Linked DNA regions of Mus musculus: region 1 is linked to region 2. Evidence: chromatin loops called from intact Hi-C (ENCODE). Cell type or tissue: heart. All regions are shown on one strand. Links, peaks and the distances in the headings refer to the core of each region. The heading gives the core; the rest is flanking DNA.

Region 1 (16,511 bases), core at 4,578-12,577, 54 kb after region 2:
CCTGCTTCCCTATGTACCGCAGTCTCAAGTTCCGTGCGATTGGATTGGGGCAGGCACTGTGGTACACTCACCAGAGGTCTTAGGGTCCCGTGGGGAGTCCCGTGTGGGCCCTTGCGGGTGTTGGGCAAGACTCTGCTGGCAAGGTAGCCCGGGGCTCGAGTCTCGAGTCGAGCGGAAGGGACTTGTGCCCCAGATCAGGCCCGGGTAGCCTGCTTCCCTATGTACCGCAGTCTCGAGTTCCGCGCGATTGGATTGGGGGAGGCACTGTGATCCACTCACCAGAGGTCTTAGGGTCCCGTGGGGAGTCCCGTGTGGACCCTTGCGGGTGTTGGGCAAGACTCTGCTGGCAAGGTAGCCCGGGGCTCGAGTCACGAGTCGAGCGGAAGGGACTTGTGCCCCAGATCAGGCCCGGGTAGCCTGCTTCCCTATGTACCGCAGTCTCAAGTTCTGCGCGATTGGATTGGGGCAGGCACTGTGGTCCACTCACCAGAGGTCTTAGGGTCCCGTGGGGAGTCCCGTGTGGGCCCTTGCGGGTGTTGGGCAAGACTCTGCTGGCAAGGTAGCCCGGGGCTCGAGTCACGAGTCGAGCGGAAGGGACTTGTGCCCCAGATCAGGCCCGGGTAGCCTGCTTCCCTATGTACCGCAGTCTCAAGTTCCGCGCGATTGGATTGGGGCAGGCACTGTGGTCCACTCACCAGAGGTCTTAGGGTCCCGTGGGGAGTCCCGTGTGGACCCTTGCGGGTGTTGGGCAAGACTCTGCTGGCGAGGTAGCCCGGGGCTCGAGTCTCGAGTCGAGCGGAAGGGACTTGTGCCCCAGATCAGGCCCGGGTAGCCTGCTTCCCTATGTACCGCAGTCTCAAGTTCCGCGCGATTGGATTGGGGCAGGCACTGTGGTCCACTCACCAGAGGTCTTAGGGTCCCGTGGGGAGTCCCGTGTGGACCCTTGCGGGTGTTGGGCAAGACTCTGCTGGCAAGGTAGCCCGGGGCTCGAGTCTCGAGTCGAGCGGAAGGGACTTTTGCCCCAGATCAGGCCCGGGTAGCCTGCTTCCCTATGTACCGCAGTCTCGAGTTCTGCGCGATTGGATTGGGGGAGGCACTGTGATCCACTCACCAGATGTCTTAGGGTCCCGTGGGGAGTCCCGTGTGGACCCTTGCGGGTGTTGGGCAAGACTCTGCTGGCAAGGTAGCCCGGGGCTCGAGTCACGAGTCGAGCGGAAGGGACTTGTGCCCCAGATCAGGCCCGGGTAGCCTGCTTCCCTATGTACAGCAGTCTCAAGTTCCGCGCGATTGGATTGGGGCAGGCACTGTGGTCCACTCACCAGAGGTCTTAGGGTCCCGTGGGGAGTCCCGTGTGGGCCCTTGCGGGTGTTGGGCAAGACTCTGCTGGCAAGGTAGCCCGGGGCTCGAGTCTCGAGTCGAGCGGAAGGGACTTGTGCCCCAGATCAGGCCCGGGTAGCCCTCTTCCCTATGTACCGCAGTCTCGAGTTCCGCGCGATTGGATTGGGGCAGGCACTGTGATCCACTCACCAGAGGTCTTAGGGTCCCGTGGGGAGTCCCGTGTGGACCCTTGCGGGTGTTGGGCAAGACTCTGCTGGCAAGGTAGCCCGGGGCTCGAGTCTCGAGTCGAGCGGAAGGGACTTGTGCCCCAGATCAGGCCCGGGTAGCCTGCTTCCCTATGTACCGCAGTCTCAAGTTCCGTGCGATTGGATTGGGGCAGGCACTGTGGTCCACTCACCAGAGGTCTTAGGGTCCCGTGGGGAGTCCCGTGTGGGCCCTTGCGGGTGTTGGGCAAGACTCTCCAAATCTCCCTTTCTTATAAGCCCACTGTCTTATGACAGTAAGGGCCTACTCACGTGACCTCATTTTAACTCAGTTACCTCTTCAGATATAGTCCTACTCTGGCGTGTATGAAGTTGGGGTGGGGAACACAATCCCTCCCGTGAATGTTGGGACATATTGTTTATTGCTCCCTGGTCCTACAGATCAGTGACATATGCCAGGAAGAGGGCAGACCTCTGCCAAGTACCTGGAACTATAGTAGGAACTAAAGAGTATGGTGCACACCACGCAGATAAGCGTACAAATGCTAAGCACTCTCAAAAGAATTACTTATATTTATTAATCTACATGCTTTTCCCAGTGGCAGTGACTGAATCCAGGGCCTCAATTACAGTAAGCATGTATCCCAGCACTAAATTATACCTACACACAGGCTAATTTTATCTGATACTTTTAACAGTCCTTTAAATAGGGAAGTAGTGTTATCTCCATTTCTTACCATGAGAAAGTTGAGGCTTAAACAGCAAATCCTACACAAGACCTTTGCTGGGAAGAGCAAGAACGAGTGTGTGCTACCCTGCAACTGCATGTCCAGGGCACACAGAGCAGGGTCAGAGCTAGCAGATGTCAAAGAAGCAACTACCTATCAGATCTAGCAAAAGATTTTCCAGTTTTTCTAGACATCATCCTTCTACAGTGAAATCTCTGTTTTTCTATTTATTTTTATTCATTTGTTCATTCATAAATTTGTTGTTTGTTTTTTTGAGACAGTCTCACTGTGTATCCTTGACTGGCTTTGAGTGTCTACCTACCTCTGCCTCCTGAGAGCTGGGATTAAAGGCATGCACCTTAGCCAGCTGAAATCTCTCTTTTTCCAAAGGGTGATAGTCAATTTGATACTAAAACACACTGTACAGTGCTCGTGGGACCCAGTCTAACCATTAGCCTTCAGGCTCTGATATGAACCGTAAGTGCTCATGAGGCTGAAAGGCTGTAATAGCCTGCTCTGCACTTCACCCCTCTTAAGCTGTATTAAAAAGTGATTGCTACCTGATCACATAACCTCGTAATTCTCCAGCAGCGCATTAATTGTGGTTCACACTAAGAACATGGGGCTGAGCCCAGCACTTAGCGTCTCTGTGTTTGCTGCTTTGAGCACACACTGTGTGTATGTGTCCCATCTCTCACAGCCCTAGGAGGCAGGTCTTCTTGTGCCTCCTTTATAGAAGATGCAGAGAGCTGGAGTAAATGGAGGCTTGCTCTTTTGTTACAGCCACAGAGGGATGTTTGTTCTTGGAAGTTGCTTCGCCCCAGTGATTAGCTCTGGGCCAGGCCACTGTGACTTGTCATTCAGACTCTAGGCTCCTCTGTTCCTTCCACTGAAGAGTATGCTCTGTGACACATTTTATGCTCACTCTCCTCTCTGGCTCGGGTCCTCTTGACACAGATTTAAGTGCCTGTATTCCCTTAATGGAACACCCTTTTCCTAGGAATTTCTAAGAATCTCAGAATTTAGGCAAGCCATAGTGTCAAAACCAGTGCAAACCATTTGATTACCTAAATACCTCATGTCTGTTCCATTATTTTGCCCATGTATGAAGCTGAAAAGAAACAACAGCTGGTTTTCATCAGATGGTCATTGGCTCAAGTTCTAACATTTTGGCTCTACTGGGGAGAATAGAGTGCTAGGGTTCAAGATACACACTGACACCATCAGAGTGTCAGAGGTGCTCCAGTGATGACCCACATTGTGGAACATTCTGTGATGCCACACCCCCACCCCTCAGTGGGTTTTTTGTTTGTTTGTTTGTTTGTTTGTTCTTTTTGATTTTTTGAGACAGGGTTTCTCTGTGTAGCCCTGGCTGTCCTGGAACTCACTCTGTAGAACAACCTGGCCTCAAAGTCAGAGACCCTCCTGCCTCTGCCTCCCAAGTGCTAGGGCTAAAGGCGTGTGCCACCACTGCCCGGCCAGTGTTTAAATATAATTAAAATTAGCCACTTTAATTATATTGGTACCCTTTTTGTGGTACAGGTGGGAAGGGGGACATCTGGAAAGAAAAGTCTCACAAGCAGCATGGAATGCAGAATACTGGGTTGCCTGGGAGCCATCATTTCTAGTTCCAGATGCCTCACCTTTAAAGCAACAGTAAAAACTTCACGCAGGGTTGTAATAAGGCTTCCTGAAAGACTGTATGAAAGCAACAAGCAAGCTCCTGGTTTTCATGAGGATGCCACATGGTATTTACCCTGGAAGCTCTGCTTGGATAAAGCAAGCTGATGCATAGACGGACAGCCTGGCGCTCCTGCCCAGGAGAGAATAGAAACATTTGGGGGTGTTTTCTACCACTGTGGTCCTGCTCTGCCCCAGGACATTAGGTGAGGCTATATGAAGTATCTGCAAGGAGGAAGGTCCTCTATAGCCAGTCCCAGCCCCAGAAAGGCCTCCCTCCCTCCAAGCACTGAAAGAGACACAGTCTCTATCTAGATTTGAGGCAGCTCAGTAGAATTCCATGTCTCTGAAAGATGTTCTTCTAGTTAAAACTATAAAATTTCGACCTGATTCCTCTCTAAGAACAGAAACACTAATCAGAGATTCCCTTTCCTTTCCCCATGGCCTAGTGGTTGTTTTCTAGGGCTGCCCACAAGTAACCCATTGAATTGACTTCCCAAAGCTGTTGCTACAGAAATGTAATAAAAGCACACTGTATTTAAGAATGAAGATAACCCTGGCGGTGGTGGCGAATGCCTTTAATCCCAGCATTTGGGAGGCAGAGGCAGGCGGATTTCTGAGTTCGAGGCTAGCCTGGTCTACGGAGTGAGTTCCAGGACAGCCAGGGCTACACAGAGAAACCTTGTCTCGATGCCACCGTAGGGGAAAACTGGTTCTGGAAAAGGAGGTGCAGCCTCTGGGAGTGACAGTGCTGACAAGAAGTCTCAGGGTCCCAAAGGTGGTGGCAATGCAGTAAAGGTCAGACACATTGTGTGTGAACAACATGGAAAAATCATGGAAGCCATGGAAAAGTTAAAGTCTGGGATGCGATTCAGTGAAGTGGCCATACAATATAGTGAAGATAAAGTCAGACAAGGGGGTGACTTGGGTTGGATGACCAGAGGATCCATGGTGGGGCCATTTCAAGAAGCAGTGTTTGCTTTGCCTGTCAGTGGGATGGATAAGCCTGTGTTTACAGACCTACCAGTTAAGACAAAATTTCGATATCATATTATTATGATTGAAGGGAGAAAATAAAATCACATAAAAGACTGAAAAAAAAAGAAAGAAAGAAAAAACAAACCTAGGAAGAGGCCTCTCTCAGTGGTGAGAAAAAATACCTACCTTTTGAGACCCTGCTTCAAAAGGGGGACAGGAAATTGCCCAGCTTGGTAGCTTGTGCCTCTAGTTCCAGCTGTTTGGGAGGTTTCAGGAGGATGGCCTACGCCTAGGAGACTGGAGCCAGCCTAGGCAACATAGTGAGGACATGCTCCCCCACCACACACCTCATTAGTAAGAAGGAAAGAGGAGGTGTAGAGGAAAGGAAGAGTAGGAAAAATATCCAAGTGATGTATGGACCTCTTAGCGCCTGGGAACCTGCACGATCTCCCCGTGGCAGGGAGTGAGGGGCTAGGAGTCTGACCAAGTCCAGCTAAGGAGCAGTAGAGGCCTGAACGGACAGGAATGAATTGTGGATTGCTGTTTTTATCGCTTTCATTTTCTTTTGTCTTGACTTACAAGCTAACTGGTTTAAATATTAATTGTAAGACAGTCGGGGAAGGGAAAAAGTCGCTGTCCCATCCCCACCCCACCCCACCCCACCCCACCCCCACCCCACTGTGTAGTTCTGTGTAGCTATCTTCACTGAAAGAGGGAACTTCACTTCCCAAGCTTTTATAAATAGACCTGGACTGTGGATTGTTTGCTGATGGCACACAGGTAAGAGCAATGAGCGGTGTCCGTGTGTGACCTCTACTGCAGTTACATGAAAATTTGCCCTGGCCTTAGAAACTGTACCTGAAGGTTGAGAAAAAGAGAATGCTTGGCATGATTCCCATGGGAAGGGAACATAGTGAAACCCTGAAGGTGAAGCCTACAAACCACAGCCATGCAGAAAGAGAGTCAGGGTCACATTCAACCAACCTCCAACTGGAAAGAGAGTCCAGGCTCCCAGGCTGCAGGGACAGATGTCAGGGCCCTGCACTCTGTGCAAGGTGAGGCTGCCCATGCCTTGCCGGCACTTCAGACCATGATTAATAGACCCTGGCCTGCATGCATATTAAGGGATGTGGGCCAAGTCTGTGATGGGAGGCACCTTCCTGCTCCCCTGGAGACCCTAAGCCTCTCTCTTGGGTGGGGCTGCATGTCTGGAAGCTGAGGAAGAGTCTGTTAGTCTGTGTGTTGAATTAAGGTCACTTAAGGCCTCAAGACCAGGCAAGGCCACCCTGCCCTGCCATACACTTCCTTGTTTGTACCTCTGTCCTACTGGGGCCTCCCTATTCCCCTAATCTCCTAGTGACTGTCACCACACCTTTGGCTCTGTCCTGATACTGATGTGGCAAAATTGCCTAATGACTTGTTGGAAAGGGCCCTGCCTCGACCAAATTAATCAGAAGCCCTGAGGTTCACTGAGCAGGTAGGGGAAGAGGGAGGAGATTCCAGTCCTGCCCACAGCTGCAGTCTGTAGACCACCATTGTCCTGGACCCCATACTAGATCTGCATAAGCTGTGGAGGTGGCTAATGGTGCCCTTCTCTTACCAACGAGAAGATAAACAGTCAAAGTGAAACAACCTGCCCACTCTCAACCTCCTGATTAGTTGCAGGGAAGCAGCCAAGCCTGGTACCTGGAAGCCCGACGCGACGCCAAGCCAAGGCCTAGTCCAAAGTCCTGCACACCGATCGAAGGGATATCATTGGCTCTGGTTTTTGAATGTGTTTTGGTTTCATATAAATGTGTAAAAATGAACACCAAAGGGTTCAGCCCTCTGAGATCATTGACTCAGCCCTTGGAGACATCTGTGTCTCCAGTCACTCACTCGGTCTATATTACTGGGTTTTTCTACCTTGTCTAGTCTAAGTCTTGTGCAGCAGCAAGCCCTCCCAAAGAATGAGTCAGCCTGGGTTTGCTACTGGCGCCATGGTGCCCTAGACTGCTGAGTCCTCACATAGTGCCAGGGAGGCACACCTACTGCCCACCTGCTCCCATGAGTCATGAAACTGCCACCTTCCTGCCAGCTCAGCCTTTTTCTCCAGTTGCCACCACTCTAGGCATGAATGTAACCATATATGGAAGGGGCACCAGGCAGCACTTGCCCTGGACCTGCCCTCCTCTTGAAATGGTGCCCTTGGCTAAGCAGACAGGTCAAAGCTCAAGGGCCAGGCTCTTTCCACTGCTTTGCATCATCTGGTTGTACAGACAAGGCAACAGGGTGGAGTAGAATCCAAAGGCTCAGGCCAGAGAGGAGGGTCAACCCTCTAACATTAGAGGGCAGGTTGAGCAAGGGTCTTGGCCATTGGGATAAAGCAGGAAGGAATGATAACATTTCAGGCTATTATACATTTGGCATTTACTGTAGATCTATCATGGAGAGTCCTTCAGCTGGAAGTTCCCCCTAACTCCCTTTTAAATAAGGACTTTACCTACCAATAGTCTTAAACTTACTGCGCATCTGATGTCCCCTAACAGTTGCCCTGTGTGTAGAGTGCTTTAGGAGAGGACTTTCTCATCATTTCCTGCGACTTGAAGTTTTCATCAGACCAATAGAAATGAAGCCTTCTCTTATGGGTTGTGGTGATGGTAGCATGCTCTGCTGCCGGACACTTATGTTTGCTGTAGGTCCTTTAACTACTTCATTGTTTCTTAGGAAGTTCTTTAAAGGACACTTCTGTAGTATGTCAGCGCACACAGAGTAAACTGATTCGTGCTAAATTTCTGCAGAAAGGTTTTGTAGATACTCTGGCACATCTAGATCGTCACCAAAATTACTGCAGGGCATTTCTGGCTGGGATATTTGGGGATATGCAGCCAGTCTCCTTCAAGTAACCCATTTTAATAAAGGTTCAAATAACCCAAAGGAAATGCTGTTCACCTTCTTAAAACTTCTCTTCAGATTTTCAGAAAGAAGACTCATCAAAGATGTCCAGCAAGACGGCAAGCACCAACAGCATAGCCCAAGCCAGGAGAACTGTGCAGCAGCTGAGATTGGAAGCCTCCATCGAAAGAATAAAGGCAAGTGTGAGGGACCCGGTGGCGTGTTCTGGGTAATTCCCCCACCCTTCCTGGGCGGGAGCATGGGTCGGAGAAGAAACAGCTGTGTGCGGCTTGCTTCCAGGCCTTTCCTGGAGCAGGCTGACAAGAATTTAGTTTTCATTTCCTAGCCACCACAGGTGTTATTCCAAAACAGCTGAGGGAGCCGATCTCTAAGCTGGTCTCTCTGTCAAGCCCAGGACAAGCTGGAAGTGCCTGCTTTCCTGACTGAGTGTGATCAAGCCTTGTCTTCTGAGTGGGGACAGGATTCCCTGGGGAGGTGATAAACATCCTTGTCACCCTTCCAGAATTTATCAAGGGTTACAGAGTTATCAAAGTGTTGCAGGTAACTGCCAGTTTGACTCTTCCTGCAGAAAACAAAACAAAACAAAAAGGCTGCCTTTTGGTGTGCCACTGAGTGACTGCCCTGTGCCCCAGGGTTAATAGAGACCCCATCTTGAGGCAGATACATTTTCTTAGGTACCTTGACCTTGAAGTGTTTCCTTCAACCCTGAGAAGACTGGCCCTTGAGAGCACTGGAATGTTATGACTCATGCTGTTTCCTGAAATGGGAGCAATTACCTGACTGGAGATAGTCACCTGTCTGCAAAGCTTGAGGTTCCTGTGGTGGCCCTCATAGCTCTGATCTTGTCACTCCTGGAGTCTACCTCCAGACTCCCTTCACAAGACAGAGTTGCACATGCCACTCCAGAGAAAGGCATGGAGACTTCCCGTGCTCCTGTGTGCCTTTCACTTCCCCCACACTAGTATCACGGAGAGCAACTCTCAAAGCCTACTCAAGTATGAGCTCCACTATTCAATTCTTCAATTGTGCTCTGTGGAGCAGTCTTCTTCCTCTTACCTAGAAACTAAAATGTAAACTTCCTCTTGACTCGCATGCCTTTCCTTCTTTGTCCCTAACTTTTATTTTGAAACATTGCATACTGCAGAGGAATGGCAAATGTTCAAATACTCAGTTTTTACTATTAATGTTTTTGGGGTGTGTGTGTGTGTGTGTGTGCGTCAGTAATAAGCACACACGTAGACGGCAGAGTACAGCACAGAAGGCTGTTCTCTCACACCATGTGGGGCCTGGGGGGCCTGGGGGAAGAACAGAGGTCATCAGGCTTGGCAGCAGGAGCCTCACCCACTCACCACCATTTCACGGGAGTTTATTTACACTTCTTACCATTGAGTATTGTTAAATGTCATTTGCTTTCATTTTCTCTCAGTGTGTCTCTTTTGCTCCATGTTCATATAGAAAACACTAGGACTTTTACTTTAAACCACTTGAAAATCATTGCTCTTCAGGGTTTTCTGTAACAACATGTTTTATGGGGAATCCAGGCAGCTTGTTTCACAGAGTTGCCATCTCTTAGAATGGAGATTGATTGTTGCCTGTTTCTAGCTAAATGTTTTTGCTTGCAGGAGAGATGTCCTCCTCTGATCACTTGGTTAAGGCAGGTCTTACTGGCCAGGAACCATTTTCCCTGCACTTGACGAGCGGTGTGAAGGTCATGCTATGTCACCGATTATTGGGTTCAGTTACACTACTGACATTTGTCAGTAAAGTCTTCTCTTTCTTATTTTTGTCCATGTCAGGTCTCAAAAGCATCAGCAGACCTGATGTCATACTGTGAGGAGCATGCCCGGAGCGACCCCCTGCTGATGGGCATACCGACCTCAGAAAACCCGTTCAAGGATAAGAAGACCTGCATCATCTTATAGTGGACCAGGAAGCGCCCCTTGCCTCTTAACGCAAACCACAGCAGCAACCTGAAGGGATTCCTTCAGCTTACCTGGTAACCACAGCTAGTAACTAAAACACCCTTCTCTCGGAATAATAGACCCTGAAGTCTCTCTTTTTCAAGTTGTCCTTTCTTCACCCTTTACTGATTTAATACAGAATAACAATCTTATTTTCTATTTGATAACTATGGTATCATATTGGGTTACTGTATAAGGAAAATGGCAGGGGAGTTGTGGGAAGCTTGTCTTTACAAAATATAATTGATTAAGATATGTCAAGACCTACATTGTCTAAGCACCGGCAAATTAAAATGTCGAGAATCACTTCAGTCAAAAACCTTTATATTCTGTTCTTAATAATGTTTGTGCCAACCTATATCCCATGTAAGGGATCTGGGGAGGAGGCATGTGTCTACAACCATACCTTTTTGCACTATGGGCACTAACCACCCTGAAACTTCCTGCGGTAGCTCCCTCCCTTCAGAGTTACATCATTATCCTGACTCTGTGTAGGTAAATTTCCGTGAAATTTTTGTACAAAAAAAAAGGTAATGAAAGAACGTTGCAAAGATCATCTGCATTATAATGAGTTGATGCTGTTCTCACTCCTCTCTTGGAATTGTGCTGGCCCCTTAGTCTACAATAAACTGTGCCAATTAAAAACCTAAGGCTAAAACTGAAAGCCCTTTGATGGGGTCTTAACTCATATCAGTCATTTGGGCTTCTCTGATCCTGAGGCTAAGAAAGGGGAAGAGACCCTCAGGAGGCAGCTTCCACTCCAGGGCTCTTGATCTCTGCTGGATTGGGGGTGGCCACCTCAGAAACTTCCACCCTCATGACTGGAATGGAAGAGGGGACCGAGAGCCTCACAATCTCGGAGAGGGAGGAGAAATTCTTAAAAACAGCTGCTCTCCTGCGCCCAGCTTCACAGGCAGCCCTGCCCCTTTCTCCTCACCAGCATGGTACCTGCCCTTACTGCTAGAGCAGCTGCTTGTAGAGGGACATTCCCTCCTTCCCAGTTTTAACTGGTGGACCACAGTGGGGGGAAAAACATTCAAGCGATATAAAGACACTTGGGCTCTTTGCAGATGCCTATACTTCCAACACTACCATGTCCACAAACCACCCTGGGGGAGGGCCCTTCCAAAGGGAGGCTTGCTAGTTTCAGCGTCTAGCAGTTGGGTCCTCACTTTTACTCCAATTGTGAAAATAGCCCACGTACCCTCGCAGTGTCCAGTAGGGATCCCAGAGGCACATAACCAAGAAAGGATTTTGACTTTGTCACAGTGACTATTTAAAATAATCTATTCGAAGTCCAAACCAAACACAAAGCCTGTGATATTTTAGGTTATTAAGGTAACTGCTAATGAAGGATTTTAAAAAGTGTCCTCAAAAAGGACTTAGCCCCGGGAGTTGTTTATAAAATTTCCCCCACTTGTATACAGTGTGCACTAAAAGAAAATGTATTTTAATATCTAATGCCTGGGCTCTGAGCGTCATGCTTCTTGGTGGTAAACATGCAGTCCTGTTCCTAAGTGACTCAGAGGCATCAGAATTTCTCCACGTTACCCATCTGCTTGGCACTCGGAACTGAGCGTGTGAAATCCATAGCACTGCCCACAACCTGTTCTCACTGCTTAGCTCCCAGCTGGATTAAAGACACCTGCTCAGGCGGGAGAGAGAGAGAGAGAGCGAGCTTTTACCTTGGAAAAGGTAAAGATGGAAATGTACACCAAAAAAGACAATTTTTACATTTAATGGAACATTCTTTTTTTTTACAAGTATATTTTTCTACTGATAGTTTCAGAACACTAATCTTATATTCACTCTAATCTTAAACATGTTTCTTTAAATATTTATAAGGCAGTTTATTACAGAATATTTTCATGCAATCATGTGCACATTATTGGTAGCAAACATAGTATATCCTTTAGTACTTTAACATATTTTTGTTAAAATACTTTTAATGGTAAGAAATGAACTTGAGGTCCCAGGAGGTTTTGTTGCCTTTTCATTGATTAGAGACAATAAATATCTTGTAACTTCCTAACCAGATCTGAGCTGTGCTCACAATAATAATAATGAAATCAGATTCTTTGATGCTGGACTCAGGAGGGAAATCATTAGCCAACTGTTGACTTACTTATAGCTAGATGTCTATGTGAGAAAGTATAATATATATATATACACATATATATGACATGTAAGAGTCACTTTTATTTATCTGTCTTTGTTCACTTATGAAGCCGGTAACTGCAGCAGTATGTTGGTGATGTCATGATGCACAGAAGTCCCATGTGGAGTGTTTTTCCCACACTGACAACTTGGCTTCCTTTCTGTGTGTTCAGTCTGTTGTCTGAACTAACACTCCCGCGAGCACTATACTCTTTATACTCTGATCCCCCTAGTTCATCTTAAATTTGTCCGTGGCCCTGGCAAGATAGCGTACACAAGATTCCATGACTCCAGAGCATCTTGAAGAAACATACATATTTTGAAAGAGGGGAAATGTAGCAGATAGTTCACAAGCTGCGGGTTGTAGCTAAATATTCCATTTCTTTGAAATCATGTTTCTAAATTCTTTACCATCAGAAAGAAAAGGAGTGTCATACACTTTCAAGGGAAGGCTTGGTCTGCGTTTTCTGTGTTTGGATTATTTTTATACTTTGCTGATCTTTAAGCTATCCATGGGGGAAATTTTATACCAACGAGTTAATAATTCTCATTCATCGTTTACACAATGTAACATGTGTCATACTGGGGCCAGCGAGATGGCTCAGTAGGTAAAGGTGCTTGATGCTAAGCCCGGCAGCCTGTGTTTCATCTACAGGATGCACAACATAAAAGAAAAGATCTGATTCCCGCAGGTTCTCTTCTGACCTACACACACACACACTAAAATAACATTTAAAAATATGTGCCAAATTATATTTGTTCGGGTGCCACCTTCCACCAGCTTACCACTACGGTAGAACTGTCAAATTCATCTCCCTGAATTTGTCTTAAAGGGGTGTCCATGCACAGGCCCAAGAGTCACCTCCAATGAAATAAATGTAATACTGAAGTATGCCATGATGTTTGTTGTTTTCTTTCATCGTAAGCCTGTAAGCAGGAAAAATACGTCAAATCAGATAGAATAGAGCATTTACCAGTGGTCGATGGCCTGGTCAGTCCTGTGCCGGGTGACTTAGGACCAGGCACGTCAGCTCTCTGAGCCTCCCCTTCCCTTGTTGTCACAAGGGAATAGAAGCAGAAGAAGCTGAGAGCCTCCCTATTCCCAGATGCCCTGGTGGAATGACCTGCCTCTCTGCCGTTTCTGCCAACGTGTTGGTGCTATAAGCTGCTTCAAATACCAGTTTGTCTGTAGTGTGTACTCACCTAATCACTTGTTATCCAGTGCCTGTTCTAGGTTTATGGACTTAACTATTTCTGTGATGTTTCATTTTTAGCCATGTTAACTCCTAACACATATTCTCTTATGTCTCAGTAAAGTTTCATTTGATAAGTTGTTGAGATTCTGTTATTTGATAATATTCTTCGGCTGTCCATCCAGCATCTTAATCACTTTAAAACTGTGATTGTTATTTGCAACTCTGTTCTTTGGAAAGAATAAAAGCATTTTTTTTCACTTGCTAACATGCTCACAAATGTGAGAGAAGAGTCATTAAAAGCTTTACTTACTGGGTCAGTGCGTCATTGACTCCTTTCTGTGTTTTGCCCAATAAATTAATAAAAGACTATTTCTTCCCTTTCTCTTCATTCACTTGACATTGTCTAAGAACCTTCTGAGAGCCAGGAGCTGTGGTGTGCAGGTAAACGAGGCTCACCCAGGGCTCCCCAGCCTTAGGGATGGCGTGAGGAAGGTGGGGTGCTGACATTTATCGCTATCCTTGCAGCATTGTATAGAGAGCGTGAGTCATGAAAGGGCCTTCTGGGAGCCAGAAGGAGGGACAAATGTCACAAGATCTATTAGGAAGGCTACTAAGGTGTTATGGGTGCCGAGGCTTGATAAACAGAAAAAAAAAGCACTGCATTGTCTTGAATTGTTTTTTAAGAAGAGAAAGTAGACTTCAAGCTTAGATATAGGTCTCCCATACACTGCATCTATCCTGGAAAAACAAGAGACTTATGAGGTGGCTAGGGAGTGACACCACCCTGAGTACCATCGGTGACCATGACAAGTTAACATTGCAGTTGCTGAAGATACTCTGCTTTCCTGTAATCCCCCTACAATGATGAAGGTCAGACAAAGGAGCAGCCCATGGGCCCCAGGTAATAAAACCCCCACCCCTACAGAGGCCCATCCCCACAGCACACACACACGTGTGCAGGCACACATGATAGAACAGGAGGTTCTCACTCAGCCTGTCCAGAAAGGATTACAGAAGCACTTGCTAGGCAAGTTACTAGGAGACCATGTCTCAGCCTTGCCAGGTACCAGTCTCCCACACGTTGCAGAAAGCAGCTGTGATATGATAGAAATAATTCCTTCCTGTGCCCCAGAACCTACTTGGGAAACTACTAACGTTCCTCTGGGATCAAGTAGAATTTCATAAGAACATAATGGATGTGAAGACCCTGATGTTATGTATGCGAAATTATTATCTTCTGATGGTCGTAAATTTATTGTAAAAAGAGAACATGCATTAACATCAAGAACAATAAATGCCATGTTGAGTGGCATTTGCTGAGAATGAAACCAACGAGGTCAATTTTAGATCCCTTCACATGTGCTATCAAAAATGCATGTATTTTACCTACAAGGTCTGCTATACTAACAGCTCCACTGAAATCCCTGAATTCCCAATTGCACCTATAATTGCACTGGAACTGCTGATGGCCACAAACTTCCTAGGTTGTTAAATAGAATAAAGTATAATATACTGTTAAGAAGAGAAAAAAAAAGGAGGGAGGAAGGATTACAAAAAGTAGCTACTCTGGCAATGAGAGTCAGGCTACAGTTGTTCTTCCCGTTGTTACTGAATTCCCTAAAGCTGTTTTTTAGTCACCCTTTTCTCATCCTTGCTACAACCCCTCTTATACTTTTTGTGACTCTGAAGATGACTGTGTTGGAAATGATAGTGTTTAAAGAGAAAGGAGATGACCAAACTAAAAGGGGTGGCAGAACGTCAGGTGAGTGTACACTACCCTACAGTATGGACAGGAGGCCCCTGCCAAAAATGCCAGGTAAGTATACACTGCCCAAAGTTGCAGGCAGGAAATATCTGCCAAGAATGGCACTAGCAGCCCGAGATGCATGTCACTCAGTGTTTCAACTTTTCTCCACTTGTACCATCCTCAGCTTCTCCCTGTCAAGCGGATTACACAGAGACACAAGAATAGTCACTCCAGCCTTTTCACTGAAGGATAGGCAATCTTACACCCCTATCCGTGTGTCTGTCTCGGTCTTGTCTTCCAGCTCTAAGCCTATTTGTAGAATCTGACCCATCACCAGCTTTGTCTTTGAGGAGCCTTGGTATGGTCATCTCCTTTAATTGATTTGCCTTTGCTCTCTGTTACCCCGCCTGTGACTGTTGTGAGCAGCAAATGGCCTGTGCCTTCAGATGGGCCCTTTCTGTGCCATGTCCTCCTATGAGTCATTCCAATGCACGTCGGAATTCAAATCTGCATTTGAATGTCCAGGTCATCCCTGGACAACTGCACTGTGAGTTTTAAGAACATTCATCTCAACAATCTATTTGTTCAGAATTTAATATTGACTTTGCCCTGCAAGAAACTACTGTCCAGGGGCTGGAGAGCTGGTTAAGAGCATGAGCTGCACCTGAAGGCCTGAGCCTAGTTCCCAGCACTCTACAGCAGACAACCTAAATGTGCCTCCAGCAACAGGGAATCTGATGACTGAATTCCCAAGGCAAGCATGAGCACATAGCCCCACACAGATACATACTCATACACATGACTAGAAGTAAAATACCTTTAAAAAATTGCAGTCCAAGTAAATTCATTGTAAGGTATTAATGGCATAATGTGAGCTTGTTGGCACCATAAAATAAAACTATGGAGGAAGCAATGCTTGTTGGCACAAAGGAAAGCAAGATAATCATTAATATTTAGGTATCATTGGAAATTATTACAAATGCAGTATCCCAGGTAATACCTTCCACTCCTCACAGGCAGTCCTTACTGCTATGAAAGTAATAAAATCAGTTAAAATACAAACTGGATGATGCCAGACTTGAGGAGGAATAACTAGACATCCGTATGCAGATTGTGCTTCCGTAGACCCAGCACCTCCAGACAATTTGCTTAATGGCATTCACTAAAAGCTAGAGGACATAAACCATGTGACACAGGCACCTGGGGACCCGTTAGATTCTGAGCTAGATAGATGTAAAGCAGTCAAATGGGAGAGAGAACCTGCTGACCCAGGTGCTGGTAGACAGGGTTATTAAGGTCCCCTTACAATAGGGGAGGGGCGGTAGTACAGTTCTTTTCCTTTGGTGATGGGTATTGAAGCCAGCACCTCAAACTTCATAAGTGCACACACAATGAAGGGGGCACTCTCAACTACAAATTAATCCTTCAGCTCGCCCTTTATATAATTTTACATGTCCAAGGAAGCTAAAACTAGTTTAACAGATTAGATAAAGTCGCCTTCTGAAGTGTTTTTTTTTAACCAGTTTACACTTTTTAAATATAACTAGCACAACCTGTCTTTAGTTCAAAACTACACAAAGGCCTTGTGACACTGTAAGCACAGGATTACATCCTGCTCCTAACCTTGG
Region 2 (16,511 bases), core at 2,699-10,698:
CAAGGAGGCTGTAAAGATGGCTCAGTGATTAGGAGCATACACTGCTCTTCATGGGACCTTAGTTCAGTTCCTACTGTCCATACCAGGTGGCCCATACCTGCCGGGAACTATAGCTCCAAGGGATCCAACCTTTGGCCTTAGCAGGTATCTGCACTCACGAACAATTTAAAAAATAAAACAAACATTAAAAAGAATTTGTCAAGGATAAAAAGGTGATCAATCAGAAAACAGGAACTTTCAACTGTGAACTGAATACATATATCTAGAGTCTTGAAAACAAAATCAGTTTACTTTAAGTTGTTGGTATTACTACTAGCAAATGCCGAGGGGGAGGGGGAGGGCAGATTCTAGTTACAATTAAATTAAGGAGTAATCTTACCACAGCTCTACTTTCTGTGTATTCAAAGAAGAATTCAAAATAAGCCAGTGTTGCAGAGGCCTGTAATCTCATCATTTAAAGAGATGGGACAGTGCCATGGCCCAGTTGTTCAGCGTTGATTGTGTGCTTTATAAATGGAGAGCATCTGTAGGAAAAGTCTCACCCATTATCCTTGTTCGACTGCAGTACTTCCATCCCCCAAGTGACAGACACAGTGGTGCTGTTTAGTGATAGCTTTAGTGTTTGCTTTTTCCATAACCTCCTCTCTCCAGAACCTTGGGTGCACATCAGCGCCTGAGGACATACATGCACTGCTGAGATCTTGTAGTATTCATATGTCGGGGCAGGTGCTTCTCTGTGACTGTTTTTCCTTAAAAGAAAATGGACATGTTGTAAGTTATTGTTAGCTTTTAAAACACTTGGCAGAGGCATTAATAACTATTGAGGAAGTTCTTAAATATTTTGTCTTTAGTATTTCGCTTTTATATAGGCAAAAGATGAGAGTATCATCAACTTTTTTTTTTTTTTTTGCCTCAGGCTTCTAGAGACCCCAACAGGCTTCATCCAGAACAAGTTGATGGGCTGTGTTTCACCCAAGACAAATTCTTAGGGAACCCCTCTCTTTTCTTTCATCTTCTTCCTCTAAGGACATCTAGAGGTGACAGTGGGTCCTGGGAAGCTAGAATTTCTGGTGAACTAGATGGGTCCCTAGAACTGGCTGATCTCCGTTTTCAACACCCATCTTCACCCTGACCTTCCTTGCCACTCCTGTCATGGAAGGAGCACATGCACATGTCCACACAGCCATCAGTATCTTTCTCTCTTTTTAGATGTCTGTCCCCACTAGTAAAGCCACCATTAGGAATCTGCCATTAATACTGCAGTGCTTTGTATAAAATGGTATGTGCCTGCATAATAATGTACATATATGTACATTATTGACTTTTGAGACAAGTCTTGATATATATCTCAAATTGGCTTGACCTCAAAATGCTCATGCTTTGACTTCCCAAATACTAGGGTTATAGATGTGTGTCAACACACCTGGCCCTCTCCTGTGTAGATTGCTTTTACTGTCAGATACAATGCAAGTCCTATATAAATGCTGTTATGCTGTGTTGTTGAGGGAATAGTGACACCCCCCCCCAATCCTGTACATGTGCAATACAAACATGACTTCCTACCCTCTCCCCCGGAATATTTTTGCTATACAGTTAATTAAATCCACAGTTGTAGCATGCGTGGATACAAAGGCCTGTTGTGATGTAAGATGAAACTGGCCATGCCTCGGAGGCCCCACCCTCTTGCCTCTGGGCTCCCAGTTCCAGCCTTACCTGCTTATTTGCCTTTCTTGAAGAACCAGGCTTTTCCTTGCTGGTTTAGAGTACTCCTCCCATATATTCAGAAATTCTCACCTGTGTATTTCATACTGTCCACCCTGTTCTGTATTAGTTCTTTTGTGTCCTTATTGAAGCACTTTATCCAATTCCTAGAACACTTGTTCAGAGTAGACACTCAGTAAATATGAACTGACTAACTGAACAAGAGAACAAACAGATGTGTTCGGGGTCATGAGAGGACAGGACTTTTTATAGTCATACTTTAAGTTAAAAGGCCATTAAAACAGCAGTGCTCCAGGCATGGTAGCACACGCCTGTAGTTCCAGCACTTGGGAGGCAGAGGCAGGCAGATGTCTGCGAGTTTGAGGCCAGTCTGGTCTACATAGGGAGTTAAGGACAGAATATCATGTCAATATTCAGGGCTAGGAAGGCTAAGACAGAATTCCTTGCTGCGTGCAGATAGAAAATATTTTTAAAACTTAGTAGGATAAAATAACCTAGTAAGTTCAAGGCCAGTCTAAGCTAAAAATCTTAAAATAAGTACTAACAATAACAAAATATTCAACAACCTTTAATTTGTTAAGGAAAGATATTGTTAGAGAAAAGCCAGTAGATAAGTATTTAACAGGGATTCAATTTAGAATTATAGAAAAATTATAACATACTCCCAGAATTTTACAAGGAAATGTTTATCCAAATATCGTTTCGCCTGTCCTTTAAAGTGATGCATAATTGTGTCTGTAGTACCACTGCCAAAGTTACATACTTGTGCCTTATAAGAAAGAGGAAGCTAGCAGTTTCAAATTGTGGAACATTCTACTCTTAACAAATACCCAAATTGTCAAATACAAAGAAGGACTCAGGAGATACCCTTTCTGTGACAGCTTGAATGAGAAGGGCTCCTATAGTCTTATGTATTTGAATATTTGTTTCCCAGTTGGTAGACTATTCAGGAAGGGTTAGATCAGGAGATAAGACCTTGTTGGAGATGTATCACTGGAGCTGGGCTTTGAGGTTCAAAAGCCTCCCTTTCTTCTCCTCCACCTGATCCTCCCTCCCTCCCTCCATCCCTGACTTCTCCTCTCTCTCTCTCCCTCTCTCTCTCTCCCTCTCTCTCTCTCCCCCTCTCTCTCTCTCTCTCTCTCTGCCTGCAGCATGCAGATCACATGTGAACTCAGAGCCACTGCTCTATCACTTTGCCTGTCTGCTGTTGCCACACTTCCCTTCTTAATAATGAAGTAACTCTCTGAAACTATAAGTAGCCCCAGGTTAAATGCTTTACTTTGTATGTTGCCTTGGTCATGGTATCTCTTCTCAGCAATAAAATATCAACTAAGATATTTGTGTTAAGCCGGGCATGGTGGCGCACGCCTTTAATCCTAGCACTTGGGAGGCAGAGGCAGGCGGATTTCTGAGTTCGAGGCCAGCCTGGTCTACAAAGTGAGCTCCAGGACATCCAGGGCTATACAGAGAAATCCTGTCGAGAGAGAGAGAGAGAGAGAGAGAGAGAGAGAGAGAGAGAGAGAGAGAGAGAGAGAACACTGAAAATAGTGTATACGTTTAGATTTTCTTAATTACTATAATAGACATTTGTAGGACAGTTGCCAAAATCTGAATAAGGATGTTGGTTAGACCTACCCTCATTTCCTGAGTTGACTAACTATAATATAGTTATATAAGAGAAGCCCTTAGTAATAGGAAATACATGTCTATGTATTTGTGTGTCTGCCTGCTTGGGTATCTGTCTTTCTTCCATCCTTTAGAAGGAGATTGGGATTAAAGTAAGTACAGTAAGATGTTGAAGTTGGAAGGATTTGACTAAGTAAAAGGCACTTGTGCTCGTGTCAGTGGTGACTGTGTGGTCCTGCTCCTCAAGAGTCAAGGAGAAAGGACCACTTTAATTGAGCAGCATAAGGAGACTTGTGCCTCAAAGAAGCACCACAGTGGGTTGTTCATAAAAGTTGTATTACAAAGAATCCCACATAGAGATGCTTTTGCTGAAGTGACACAGGAAAGATTAGAAGGAATTGTAATTTTTGAGACAGGGTTTTGCTAAGATAAAAGCAAAGAGTTGGAGACAGAGCTTTGTAAAATGCTTGCCTGGTATGCATAAGGCCCTAGGTTTGGGCTGCAGCAAGGCAAGAATAAGGCTGTGTGTCACACACACACACACACACACACACACACACAATCAGAGTGATCTGTGGTCTTTGCTTCTCTATCACTATATTCTACTAAATGGAGAGATGTATAAGCTAACTATATACATATATAGGTGTATACAAAAAAATCCTGTACACATGTGTTGAAACAGAGCTATGGAACCCAGGCTAACCACAAAGGGTGACCTTGAACTTCTGGTCCCTCTGTTCCTGCTTCTTAGGTGCTAGGATTGCAGGACCTGGAGCTTTGTACACGCTGGAGAAGCACGCTTAACAAATGAGCTGTAGACCTCTGGCCCTTTAAAATAATAGTTCGAGAGAATTCCCATATCGGGTAGGAATGAACCGAGATGACTTTATAAGCATCTCTGGCTCTGGAATTCCTCACTTTCTTTTCAATTCTTTGGGCATAGCAGCCTCTATGAGCCAGATAACGTAGCAGTGTCCTTTCTAAAGATGTTTATAGTACATAGGTCAAGTTAGATAAGTCAGAGACTGGCTTCCCGGCTAGCCAGGAATGTAGGAATCCTGTGACTGCAGCAGTTCCTACATCAGGGACTTGGGTTTGGGTAGGAATGGCAGGCAGAGTTACGGAGATGCTTTCGTCTCTTAGAACTGGATGTTACGTGTGAGCTTCCACACAGAGCAGACTGACAGAGCACAGCTTTCTTTACCATGGTCTTCTCTTGTGCCATGTGGAGGCCCTGGTTGGAGGGGTCAGTCTTACAAGAGTTACAGGTCTTATTGAACTTAGATTGTGCAAAACCTACTTTTGTAAAGGTTCTTAAACATTTCAACTTCTCTTCCAGCCCACAAACCAGAAAGAGGTAGGGAAAAAGAAAGGCTAATGGGAAACAGCATTTGTGGACCTGTTTAGAAGTAGTTCCTTGGGGCAATTCTAATCTTCGTTGTCAGGATATCATCAGTCCCGTCCAAAACACTAAACACAAATCAGTAGCAGTGGCTCAATCCAGAAGAGACGGAGAGGCTCTGACCATCGGCATGAGTCCATGGAAGCGGCAAGAACCAGCCGGAATACCATGAGAAGTTCTGTGGTGTGTTTCTCTCTGCAAAGTCACAACACACAAAGATCAGCAGAGACCAGCAAAGTGCAAGGCATACTAATGCAAGAGCAGCAGCAAAGACCAGCGAAGCACTGCAGAGAACCAGTGCGAGAGCATCCTCTCTCGGTAGGGTTGTATTTATATTCTTTCTAAGCAGCAGGCACCCTCTCAAACATCTGCTCCAGCAGAACACCACATGCCCTCTCACAAGACAGCTTCCAGAAAAACACCACATGTGTGTTCTCAACAAAACAGCCTCTCCTGTGTCTGCCTCAGCAAAACATCCTCTCACAAGACAGCTTCCAGAAAAGCAGCAGGTGACACAACTTAGCCTCCAAAGCAACCAGAAACTTCCTCTTCGGTCTTGTCCACTCTCCTGTCCAGATAAAGGAAGGGGCAGTGGCTGCTGGTCCTGACTGGACCCTGTGCTTTTTTATTTATGGCATTACTGTAGAGTTTTCCTGCTTGTCCTACCAAGGAAAGCACGTGCTGTGTATGTAGATGAGGGAGATGGTGTGAAGGTAGCATAGTGGAGAGTTGCCTAATCTCTGATGTAGTCAGGTGAGTTGGTTGAGTGTTTTACTCATTTGAAATCATTAATAAAACCAAGAGGCCATGTTGTCTGGCTTTTCAGGTTCCAGAGTTTCTCCAAAGAAGTATTCTTAAGCACTGAGCGCTGGCTGCATTCCCCCAGACAGCACCTTATCTTCGAACCACTTGGAGGTTCATTTTTCCATTTCCTATCATGAGAGTCTTAGGACTCTAGTATATTTTTCCCCTCTGCTATGAAGCTAAATCAAATATACACAAATCCTGGGTAAGATTAGAATATTCTTTCTCTCTTCCAACCCTTCTCATAAATACCTCATTTGAAAGCTGCCTTCTGACTCCTAGGATTGTATGAGCTAATGTAATGTGAAGGCCTCACACAAAATGAACAATCAGTAGTAAACACACGCTTTGGAAAAAATAGGGGAAAATCATTAAAAGTATGTTAGTATCTAGCCCAATAACCTAAAAAGGCACAAGGTTTATTACCTCAAACCACATTCTGTCAATTTTAAAGCAAGACTAATGATAGCCACTCTCCAATGTAGGCCTTTTCCATGGTAAGCAAGTGTACAGCAGGCTCCTGGTAGTGTCTGGCAGCAGAGTCATCTCTATGTATGGGTAAATGTGCAAGTGGGTTTGGGTGTGGAGGCCACAGTACAGCGTTGAGTGATAATTCTCAGATGACTGGCCTGGAACTTGCCAACTAAGCTAACCTGGCTGTCCAGTGAGCCTCAGGGGTCAGCCTGTCTGTCTCCATCTCCCAGCTTTAGGATTACAACTGTGTATCACAGAACACAGTTATTTATGTGTGGTTGCTGGGGGCATCTCAGGTTCTCAAGCTTACCAGGCAAGCCATTTAATGAACAAGTCCTTGGTACACGCAAGCTAGCATGCTATTTTATAACACTGCGAATGCATGCGCTTGCTTACTGCCAGGAGATCTAAGTTTTCTACATTTCCTGCAGTTGTTTTTCACTTTAGGCATGTTGTTACATTTCTCTGCGTCTTGAATGAGAGAAGGAGCCACATGCTGGCCTCTTGACCAGCCACTAGGTGTCATCAATGGTCAACTAATAGAGAAAGTTTTTTTTGCACAGTGTGCAAGCCTGTGTAATTCTCTTTAGAAGCTGGTTGTCTCTGGATGAGGTGGCTGGCTTGCCTTGAAGAGAGGCAGGGAGTTTCTTCAAGCATTTGCATATGTGGACTTTCCAGATAAATGTGATTTAGAGTCCAAGATTCTACTTGTGCTAATACAGGGGAACCTCACAGGTCTCTTGGCAGCAAATGTAAGTCCTGTGGTCAGGTCTTTGCCAGGTGATAACAGGAACTGTACACAGTTCAGCAGTAATATGGGTTTCTCCTGGAGCCACATGCGGTAAAACAGAGCTGTTCTATTACCTGCCAAGTGCCAGGGTCCAAAGGCTTCTTCTTGCCTTGTTCTTGTTTCACAAAGCCAGCTTTTCAAATAGCCCCTCAGATAGTAATGTGGTGCCATCCCAACAGAGGACAAAGGGCAATCTAAAGTGTCAGAATAGATATCACAGATACTTGGGGGGGGGGGGGTCACTCTGGAGCATAATTAGCACCCAGCAGTATTTTGTAGATAATTGGAACTCGGAGTGAAGGAAGGTTAATGTCTTTGGTAAAACCATTCAAGGACAGGATTTTTTTTTTTTTTTTTTTTTTTTTTTGCATGAGCTATTGTTTGTGTCTGGGTGTCTGATTTCTTTTAAAATCTATGAATAAAACCTACTAGTACTTATTGTAAACTTAATATTTAGAAGGTAATATGCTGATTGCTGCACATGAATTTTTTCTGCCTAGTGCTCACAAAACATCCCTTTGATGTGGATATAATTATCATGTTCATTTTACAGATAATGAAACAGAGGCATAGAAAGATTGTAATAGGTCCTATACTTCCTGCAAGTCAACTGTGATTCTAAGACTTAAACTGCAATGTTCCTAACAACTCAAATATATGTTCTATCACTATCATCATTTTAAGATTAGGAAACCCAGGCACAGGGTGGTCTTGGCAGGGTCAGGAAGGAATGGTTCAGAACAGAAATCCGCAGTTAATTCCAAAGTACTTTTTTAAAAAGTTTGCCGGGCTGGTGAGATGGCTTAGTGGGTAAGAGCACCCAACTGCTCTTCTGAAGGTCCAGAGTTCAAATCCCAGCAACCACATGGTGGCTCACAACCATCTATAAGGAGATCTGGCGCCCTCTTCTGGAGTGTCTGAAGACAGCTAAAGTGTACTTACATATAATAAATAAATAAACAAATAAACAAACAAACAAATAAATAAATAAAAAGAGTTTTTTTTAAAACAAGAACATCTCTTTAAAAAAAAGTTTGCTACATTGTATTTTATATGCAGTAAATACTTGGTAAATGTTTATGACCAGCATAGTTAAGGACCTATAATTCATCAATGCAGACAAGAAGAAACCATACAGGTCTACTACCCCTTCCACCCAAAATTGTACTTCTGCCTGCTGCCTTTAGAATTCTGGGCCACAAATGCCATTCCCTGTGGTAGTCTCCACTCTTCAGTTTTTGCTAGAAATTGCATGTCTTTCAAGTAGAACATCAGGGAACAGCATCCTTGGGAGAATCTTGGCTCATTTTATTTTATTTAATTTCTGACATAGATATTTCCTGGACTTGTTTCTTCTTGCATAGTAGTGTCCTGAATAGTCTGTGTAGCCTCAGAAAGCCATGGCTGGAGGTTGCCGTAGTAACAGTCTAGCCCTCTGTATTGCACCATCTGTGTCTACTGTCACATGCACAAAGCACTTTCCAGCCGGGTGTGAGCATGCTCCACACTCCTGATACCAGCCCAATGCCTGGGGAGGGTTCATTAAGAGTCATTGCCCAGATCACCAAGGCCGGGGCTTGGTGCTGCCGTGGCCTGAGGAGGGAGCAGGGCTCAGCTTATCATTCTCCAGACTCACTGGTTTTCTTTCTACTATGCTGCCATATTAGGTAGTCTAAGGGAAGTTGGAGTAAAAACCTCATCAGACTCTTGGATCAGCGCACCAGGCTTGTTTCTGTAGCCACTTGCTCCTCGTAGCATGCTTGCTTTCAGCAAACAGCTCTCAAATGTCTCTCAGATCTCAGCATTCCTTCAGTGTCTTGGGACCCCTGACGCTACCCTCTCAAGAAAAGCACAAGCTTTCTTTTGGAACCTTTCTCTCTAAATACAAGGACATTTTCCACTGACCAGAATCAGTCAGAGGAAGTAGTGGGGAAGGTGTGGAGGAATGTCTCCATGGAAACAGCCGAGGTGGACCGCATTCCCTTTCTCATTGACTCATCAGCCATACTGATCATTGCCTTCTAGCTACACGGGCCATTATTTATCTATCCAGTGCACAGGTAGAATCGGGCTCTTTGTCCTGTAGTCAGAGAGCTAGGAGCCATGGGAACGGAAGGAAGAGATTGGGAGGCCAGATGAGAGCTGGACTTCTCTGGATGTTTTCCTTTCTATCTGCAACAAGAGTGCCTGTCTCTCAAAAGGACACACTTAGGAAGATCATAATGTTTTATGGAGGAAAGAGCCTATTTCCTGTCTAAACTGGGCTGCCCAGGCCCTGTCCAGCTATCTGTGTCTGAGGCAGATCAAAACCCATACAAGATACACCGCCTAAAAAACTCTGGTCCAGAGAATTGTTAAAAGGGGCAGACTACTCCTACAATCTGTTTGGTCTCAGAGATTACAGGTCTGACCACTTGATGAGGCCTGTGAGCAGAGTAAAAGAGGCATGGCCACTTGAGCTGCGTCATACAGGAGTCAGCAGCTGTGCTGGGACCAGATCCATCCCCATGGGAAAGGGTGGCTGAAGAGGAAGGAAGGCCTCATGTCACACATGTATACATACGAAGTTCAGCAGGAGCCTCTTTAAAAGTATCGGCCTTCCATCCTCCATTCCAACAAGAGTTTTTCAGACAAAAAGGAAAATTTAAAACTACTGTATTCTACCACGTTACCCCTAACTCACTTGCCCCTGCTTTTCCATCGGAAAACTGGAGCTGTCCAAAGCCATCACCTTTACGCAGCAGCCAGGCATTGAGGCCGTGCATCTTTTGTTGTTGACCTGTTCCAGCTTAAGAAGCTCCTGCTGCTCTCTAGTGAATGGCTGTGGGGACTCCTGTCTGCCCCACAGCAGACCTGCATCTCACCACAGTTCAGGCGTGTCACTTACGTTCCCCACACAGCCAGGACGGGCTTCTTGTCAAGTACACCCTCTTTACTATTACTTTGCTTGCCTCTCTTTGGGTGAACTGTCCTTTTATGTTCTGGTGCAATGCAGATGATCCTGTGGCAAGCTTTCTCAGTACACATCTGACCTTATGACCCATACTATGTCCTCCAGCTTCTTAGAAAGCATCTGCCACACTGGTGTGTGTGTGTGTGTGTGTGTGTGTGTGTGTGTGTGTATGCACAAGCACATGTGTAAAGGTATCCACAAGGGTCAGAAGAGAGCCTCAGCTGTCCTGGAGCTGGAGTTCAGGCATTTGTGAGCTGTCTGGTATGGATACCGAGTGGGACCAGAACTCCAGTCTCCTAGAAGAGCAGCAAACAGTCTTAGCTCTGAACCATCCCTGCAGCCCTATCTCCACGCTGTTTTGAAGTTGCTTTTCATTGTCCTCAGCCCTTAGCCTTTAAGCCCATTGAGGTCAGTGGGTTTGTCATAGTACCAGACCATGGTGCAAACAGGACTAGCAGGCAGTGCACATCCAACTTCTGCTTCATTGTACAGTGCTCAGCTCTACTTGTTCTATTTAAAGCTTCATCATCGCAGTATAGAGCCTCTCCTGTAAACAAACAGAAACTTTTTTCTAGTGAGGGCCTAGGACCAGGATATATTTAGCACAGCTAGTTGAAGACTGCTATTCATTGTTAAAGTCCTAGAACATTATAAAACTCCTAAGCGCCCTTGACTCATCAGAGGCAAATTAGATTATTCATTTAGCAAACATTCTGAGTGTACCCTTTGCACAACAGTGTGCTCAGTGTGATGGAATATGTCAGGGTAGGCTGACAGGGTTTGCTCCTAGGATGGATCATGGGGCTTTTATATTTTCTTCCTATATTGAACATTAGCAGATAGAGTGAGCCTAAAGAAGGCTGGCCTTCAGGGTAAAGTCACATTTCATATAAGACTGAACAGTGGAGGTGGGCTCTTCACTCAGATTCGGGGTAAGATAGACCACCAACCTTCTTATGCTTCACAGAAAGGCTGCAACCTTTCCGACCAGTGCCAACACAGAAAAGAACTGCTTGTTGACATACCTCTCCTTTAAGATGAGGTTACCTCTTGAAGCCCACGAGTCAATTTCTCCTCGTGTTTCCCTGGAGAGAATTAGGACACACATCCTTCCTGAACTTATCTCTGACACTTATGTGATCTACCCCAGTCTAGACTTATTGTAGTCACATGAAGAGGGAACTTACGAGGACAGCAGACCGGGGAGGGGGAGTAACAATCAAGATTACTCAAGAGACCACACCACCGTAGAAATCCAGAGAATTGGGGCATGTGCCCTGTTTCCCTGCAGGAAATACAGATAGAGTGGTCAGCAAGGCTTTCTGGAAAAAGTGATGTCTAAACTGTGGAAACGTGGGGAGAGACATTTTCTTTTCAGAAAGATCACTCTAGTAGCAAGAAGTAAATGAGAAGACTGCAGAGAAGATGTAGAGAGAGGAGCCTGGAGGTAGCAGAGGGGTGCAGGAAAAGTGGGGTGGAGTCGGGGCATTTGCCCACACATCGGTGCTATTCCCTGAACTGGAGATCGTAGCAATAGGTTGATTCTGCAGTTGGGCTAAAATGGTGAGCAAAGGTGCAACTAGTACTCTCTCTGTGGGAGGCTGGTGGATGGGTGGTCAGAAGAAGCCCAGGTAATCAGAGATAGACACATAGGGCCCTGAGTTGTGCCAAGAGGCCACACACAGTCCTTTTAAGAATGTGAACAGAGACAATGGTGAAGAGATGGGGGGAGGAGATACTGAGAGCAGGCAAACAGATCATACCTCTCCAGGTCCAGGCAGGGACAGCAAGGTCTCTGTGATAGTAAAGTGAACTGCACAAAGGAGACCTGAGTACAAGGATTCCCACCAGAGTGACAGCACTTGTCCTGAGTTTAGCAGACTTAAATCTTGGCAGTGTGCTTACATACACTGTTACTTAGTGCTGGCCTCTATGAGTGTAGGCATTCTTGCATTAACAAGCTTTGCAACAGACCAGGTAGGAACTGTTCAAGGGAGTCAGGGCATTTCTGAATGTAGCTCCTTGTCCCTTGTCTCAGGCCAATGCTTTGTTTACTAGAGACCTCTGCAGAGAGCCTTCATCCATCACTGACCAAGCATTTCCTGAAGTATAGTCTAGTACAGAAGACAGGGACAGGCAGAAATACAGCTGCAGAGCACCAAGTCACAAATCCGAGGGGCTGGGGGGAGAGCTGCTGTGGCTCTGGCCTCTGATCTAGCTGGCCTGCCTAGTACTTTCTGTTGACGTAATAACTCTAGTGGCCACTAGATCATCTGCTCACTGTAGAGCATGAATCAGAACTACTAAACAACAAGAGCTTCCCTTATGGCCACTGTGTCTCCAGGACCATTTCGAGTACTGATTGTGACAAATGAAGAAGGTGTTCTTGCTTTCCTAGAGCTAAGTAGGGAAGAAGGTCACAGGAACAGAGTTCTGTAGGACAGTGAAGCCAGTGCAGTGCTAGGACTGCAGGAAGCAGAGAAGCTCTGGGCTCCATCCCCCACTTCTCAGGGAATGCTGCTGGAAGCCGTGCTGGACATCTAATTCCAGCTGCCTTTGTCTCTCTGGGATCCTTCTAAGGTCATGGGGATGAATGATGTCATTTGGTGTCTAACAGCTTCTAGCACATAATGAGTTTCTGGAAATGATGGCAGATAGCTCACATTGTAGCCTAGACAAGTGGAGGGGTTTTGTGTGGTGGACTAAGATTATTACTGGGAAAATGGTGCCTCAGTCGCTTGTCAACTGTGAAATTATATGAGATATGCTACAACAGGACTAGCTCCTGCTTCTCAATGAATATTCTGTCCACACTTGATGAGGTTGTGTTTGTCATGCATCTCTAATTGACCTGGCATCTCTCTTAATGCTGAGGGAAGATGTACTTCTCGCAGAACATGGGTTCTGAGCCACTGAAAGCTTTTTGTCCAGTGAGAAAGTATGTAGACTTCCTCCAACTGTGTGCGTGGATGAGTTCATTCATGTGTATGAATGTGAGTGTACACTTACATAGCACACATGTGCGGGTGAGTTGGTCCTCACCTTCTACCTTCTGAGATGGCCTTTGCCGCTCACTTGTTGGTACACAGACTAGCTGAGCCAGGAGGTTCCAGGGTTCTCTTCTCAGCCAAGCATAGAACACTGGGATCACAGACCATGCTACTGCTCCTTACTTTTACTTGGGTTCTAGGGCTTTGAGCTTGGCTCTTCCTGCATGCATACACACTAAGAAAATAGAACCACTAAGATGAGAATTCTGCAGAAGTTAATGTTGCTGTTAACAAATGATTATTAAGGTAGATTTAAAGACATAAATATATTCTGTAGTCTGGAGAATAAAATAAGCCCTTTGCTCTGTATTGTACACAGCCTTCTAAGAAGTGGTTCCCAGGGACTAGGATCACAGGTGATTACATCTGTACTCCTTTTGATATCATGATTTAGTTATTTGAGTACTGCCAGTTTGATGGGAGACCTGAGATAGATGATGGTGCTCAGTAAGCCAGCAGATGAATATGTAAGGGCACTCTGAGAACTGAGTGGCCCTGGAAACCTAAACCCCAGCTGTTTCCATGGAGAAATATGCCCCATAAGGACCTTCTTTGAAATCAACTTTTGAACTCCTGCTGATTTATTAGTTGGGGGCTAATGATATAAAGCCATCACCTACTGATGTGTAAAATTCTCAGCATTAACCCATCATCAAGAGTTTATTGAGTGAGTGCTGGGTGGATTACACTGATAGGCGTAGCAGAGAGGAACAAAGGACAGAAAGAAGCGTGTCTGCCCTCCAGGAGTCTACACCTAGTTGAAGAGGGAAGAACTGACTATAAAGCAACTTCTATGGTGCCTGAGCCAAAACACAGGAGTCTGCAAGCAGCAGCAGGGAAGGGGATGTGAAGCCAGTGTGGTTAATCGGGAAAATGCAGTGTTCCACCCTGGAGCATGTTCTCTATTCATTTATAATCCCCAGAGGCACCAAAGGCTACTCATTCTTCCTGGAGAGCCTTGTGGGTGAACCCCTGGCTGTAGTGTTCCTGGTATGGGCAACTTGAAACCACACAGGAGTGGCTCAAACCTTCTCTGTCTTTTTCCCTGTATTTCCTTCAGCTGCTTTTGCCTCCATCTTGGCCATCTTTTTCTCCCTTTTTTTCCATCCATCCATCCATCCATCTATCTATCTATCTATCTATCTATCTATCTATCTATCTATCTGCTTTTAGTAGTGTTTTCTGTTGTCGTGTTTGGTGTGGGGTTATTTTGGAGCAGGCTAGGTTGCAGGCACATCCTACCCCAAGTTCCACCTGGTAAACCTGAGTGTCTGGAGCCTGATATTTAAAGCAGATTGTATATTTTTGTCTAATTTTCAGTGAGTCTGCAAAGGAGGCAGGTGTTGGCTAGTGACTCACCTGAGAGGTAAGGGTGAGGGTACATTAGCAGAAAGCATGACATTCCGCTCAAAGGACTGACCTCAATATCATTATCCCTGTAGTTGGCTTACTTTTTCTGCTGCAAGAGGCAGGAGAGATGGCTTAGTGGTGGAGAGCCTGGTGCACGAGACCAGCACCTACACAAAGGCAGTTCCTACCTGCTGGTAACTCCACCTTCAGGGCTGTCTGATGCCTCCCACCATCTAGGGCATTGGCATGCACACGCACATAAACACACACACAATAAAATAAAGGCCGTCTCTTAGGAAGCATTCTCCCCACTTTTCTGGATTATTTACAAAAAAAAAAAGCATGCCTTTTCCTTTTTTCTCTCTCTCTCTCACTTTTCTAAGCATGGTGTTTTTCATAGCACTCTTTCTAGAAATCCTTTTTAAAGGCATTTCTCCTCCCCACCATATGACTCACCTTTATGCCAACAGCTGAACTCGAAGTACATGGTCCCTCTCCCTCTTCTTTTTTATTCTCCATCTCTGGACAGCTTGTGAGATTCACAGCTTGGCTGCCTTGGGACTTTTCTTTTTGACTCGAATAAAATTGTCTTTGATAAATAAACTTTGGCTTTGCTTGACTTTTAATATATGACAATAAAATAAAAATCTCTGGGAAAAAAAAGAAAGTAATCTAAAAGATGGAGTTTTTATATTGGCCCACCGTCCGTTGTGGTGTGAATTCTTGGCAGTGGACTGTGAGGTATCTGGTCACGCTGCGCCTGCAATCAGGAAACAGAACAATGGATGTTGGTGCTCTGATGGTGCTGTTCCTGGTATTCAGTCTCCAGCTCAGCCGTGGGAAGGTACTACCCACCCATAGGTAATGTGGGTTGTCTTACTTATGAGTACAAAATCACAGACACACCATAGGCATGTCTAGGTGATTCTGTGTTCTGTGAAGTTGGCAGTATTAATCACAGTAGTCACAAGTAGCATAGAACACAAACTGGTATTTACTATGGTTTCAGCACCAAAGTACTCTGGACAAGTTTGCCTAGGTTGATAAGGCATTTTATATTACTAAAACTCCAAATGATGTTATCCTGAAATCGCAGTTGCCCTGTTCAGTTCCATTTGAAGATAAGTGAAATGCAGGGAGGTTCAGTAACCTGCCCAATGCTTCACTTGTATAGCAAATATGGCCTATACCCCCCCCCAAATACAGTATTCTTCTTAGATTCCTTCTTATTCACTGCCTTACTGGCCTGAGCTAGGAGAGGGAAAACAGATGGGAAATAAGAAGAGGGGGGAGACACCTTGGAAAAGAAAGAGATGAAGTTCTTTTCCAAAAGAAGGGCTCGTAAGGGAACTGCTGAGGTGGCTGGCAGCTGCTGAGAAAGGGGTACTTCTGAATGTCTCTGTGCCATGGTACTGTGTGTAGAAACAGAAAATAAACCAGGACACAGTGAGATCACACAAAAACCAGACTGCTGAGAAGGCCAGAAAGAGATTGCCTCTCTAAAGCCCCATCGCGCCTGCTCTCTGCAGCTCTCTTGTTTGGGGGAAGAGTTTCACATCCAGACAACAAAGTCAGGATGTGGAATTCTGAGTTTCTGCAGCGGCCTGTGGTAGATTGGGTTACTCTGACTTCTATCTGACAGTTGTTTTTGGTGGCTGCCACCAAACCCTTGGGCTTCTCTGCCACTAGCCTTGGAAAGCCAGAAACCTTTATTGATCAGTCACCCAATGTGAAGAAATATTTTACAAGCAAAAGAATCCCTTGAATGTATACTTCAGCCTGTGTGAGAGCCGTCAGGCTCTCTTTTATTTTTCCCCCAAAAGGAAGATTTTATTTTACCTCTCCCTCCTCCTGTTCCCGTCCCCCTTGTAAGACAATAGTCTCTTGTTCAAATGTAGCATGTTCTGTAATTATTTGTGCTTTCAGACTAGGAGAATGAAACATTTCAGTCACTATCTGTGAGGTTACGCTTTGCTCCCAAAGGACAGATCTCTGCCCTCACAGCCAGCACCGTGAAGGCCCAGTGTGTCTCAGCTTTGGCATGGAGAGCAAACATTCCTGCACAGCAAAAATAGCCAGTTCAACTTCCATTACGTTCCCACCAGGTTGTGGGTGTTCTCGTGAGAGGAGGAAGGATGGAGGCTTTTGTGGTCTACATATAGTGCTACCCACCCACCACACACGCATACCCAGTCCTTCAAAGGCTAGCTAACATAGAACATTTCCGGTGCAAAGCCACATTTTTAGCTACTACTGTCATCATCTTCAAAGGCAGCAACTATGAATACTCGCCTCTTAAACCTTCACCTATGTATCGTACCCTAAGTATATGAAAAT

What was found. Peaks named below come from ENCODE experiments on the same cell type or tissue, not always from the same donor. Only the 100,000 strongest peaks of a DNase experiment are listed, where the experiment ranks them.
Region 1: it touches region 2 in a loop (3-fold over the local background); 9 of 42 quality-filtered maps call a loop at or near these places.

Annotation. Positions count from the first base shown.
Region 1 is chr6:67,007,846-67,024,356 of GRCm38, forward strand. Gng12 (guanine nucleotide binding protein (G protein), gamma 12) reads left to right here. Exons shown (of 5, transcript NM_025278.5): 4 at 7,880-7,998; 5 at 9,619-13,516. The coding sequence starts at 7,906. The coding sequence ends at 9,744. Gm36816 (a long non-coding RNA gene) reads right to left here and starts at 1,142. Exons shown (of 4, transcript XR_869154.3): 1 at 1,112-1,142. It also overlaps the pseudogene Gm15644. In heart, for the core only: no CTCF peak of the experiment used is centred there; a DNase peak (open chromatin) is centred at 8,116.
Region 2 is chr6:66,956,120-66,972,630 of GRCm38, forward strand. All of the region lies in intron 3 of Gng12 (guanine nucleotide binding protein (G protein), gamma 12), which reads left to right. Among named protein-coding and RNA genes, the nearest start is that of 4930597O21Rik, 40 kb to the left of the region's middle. In heart, for the core only: CTCF peaks have their summits at 6,536 (motif pointing right) and 7,731 (motif pointing left); DNase peaks (open chromatin) are centred at 6,542 and 8,332.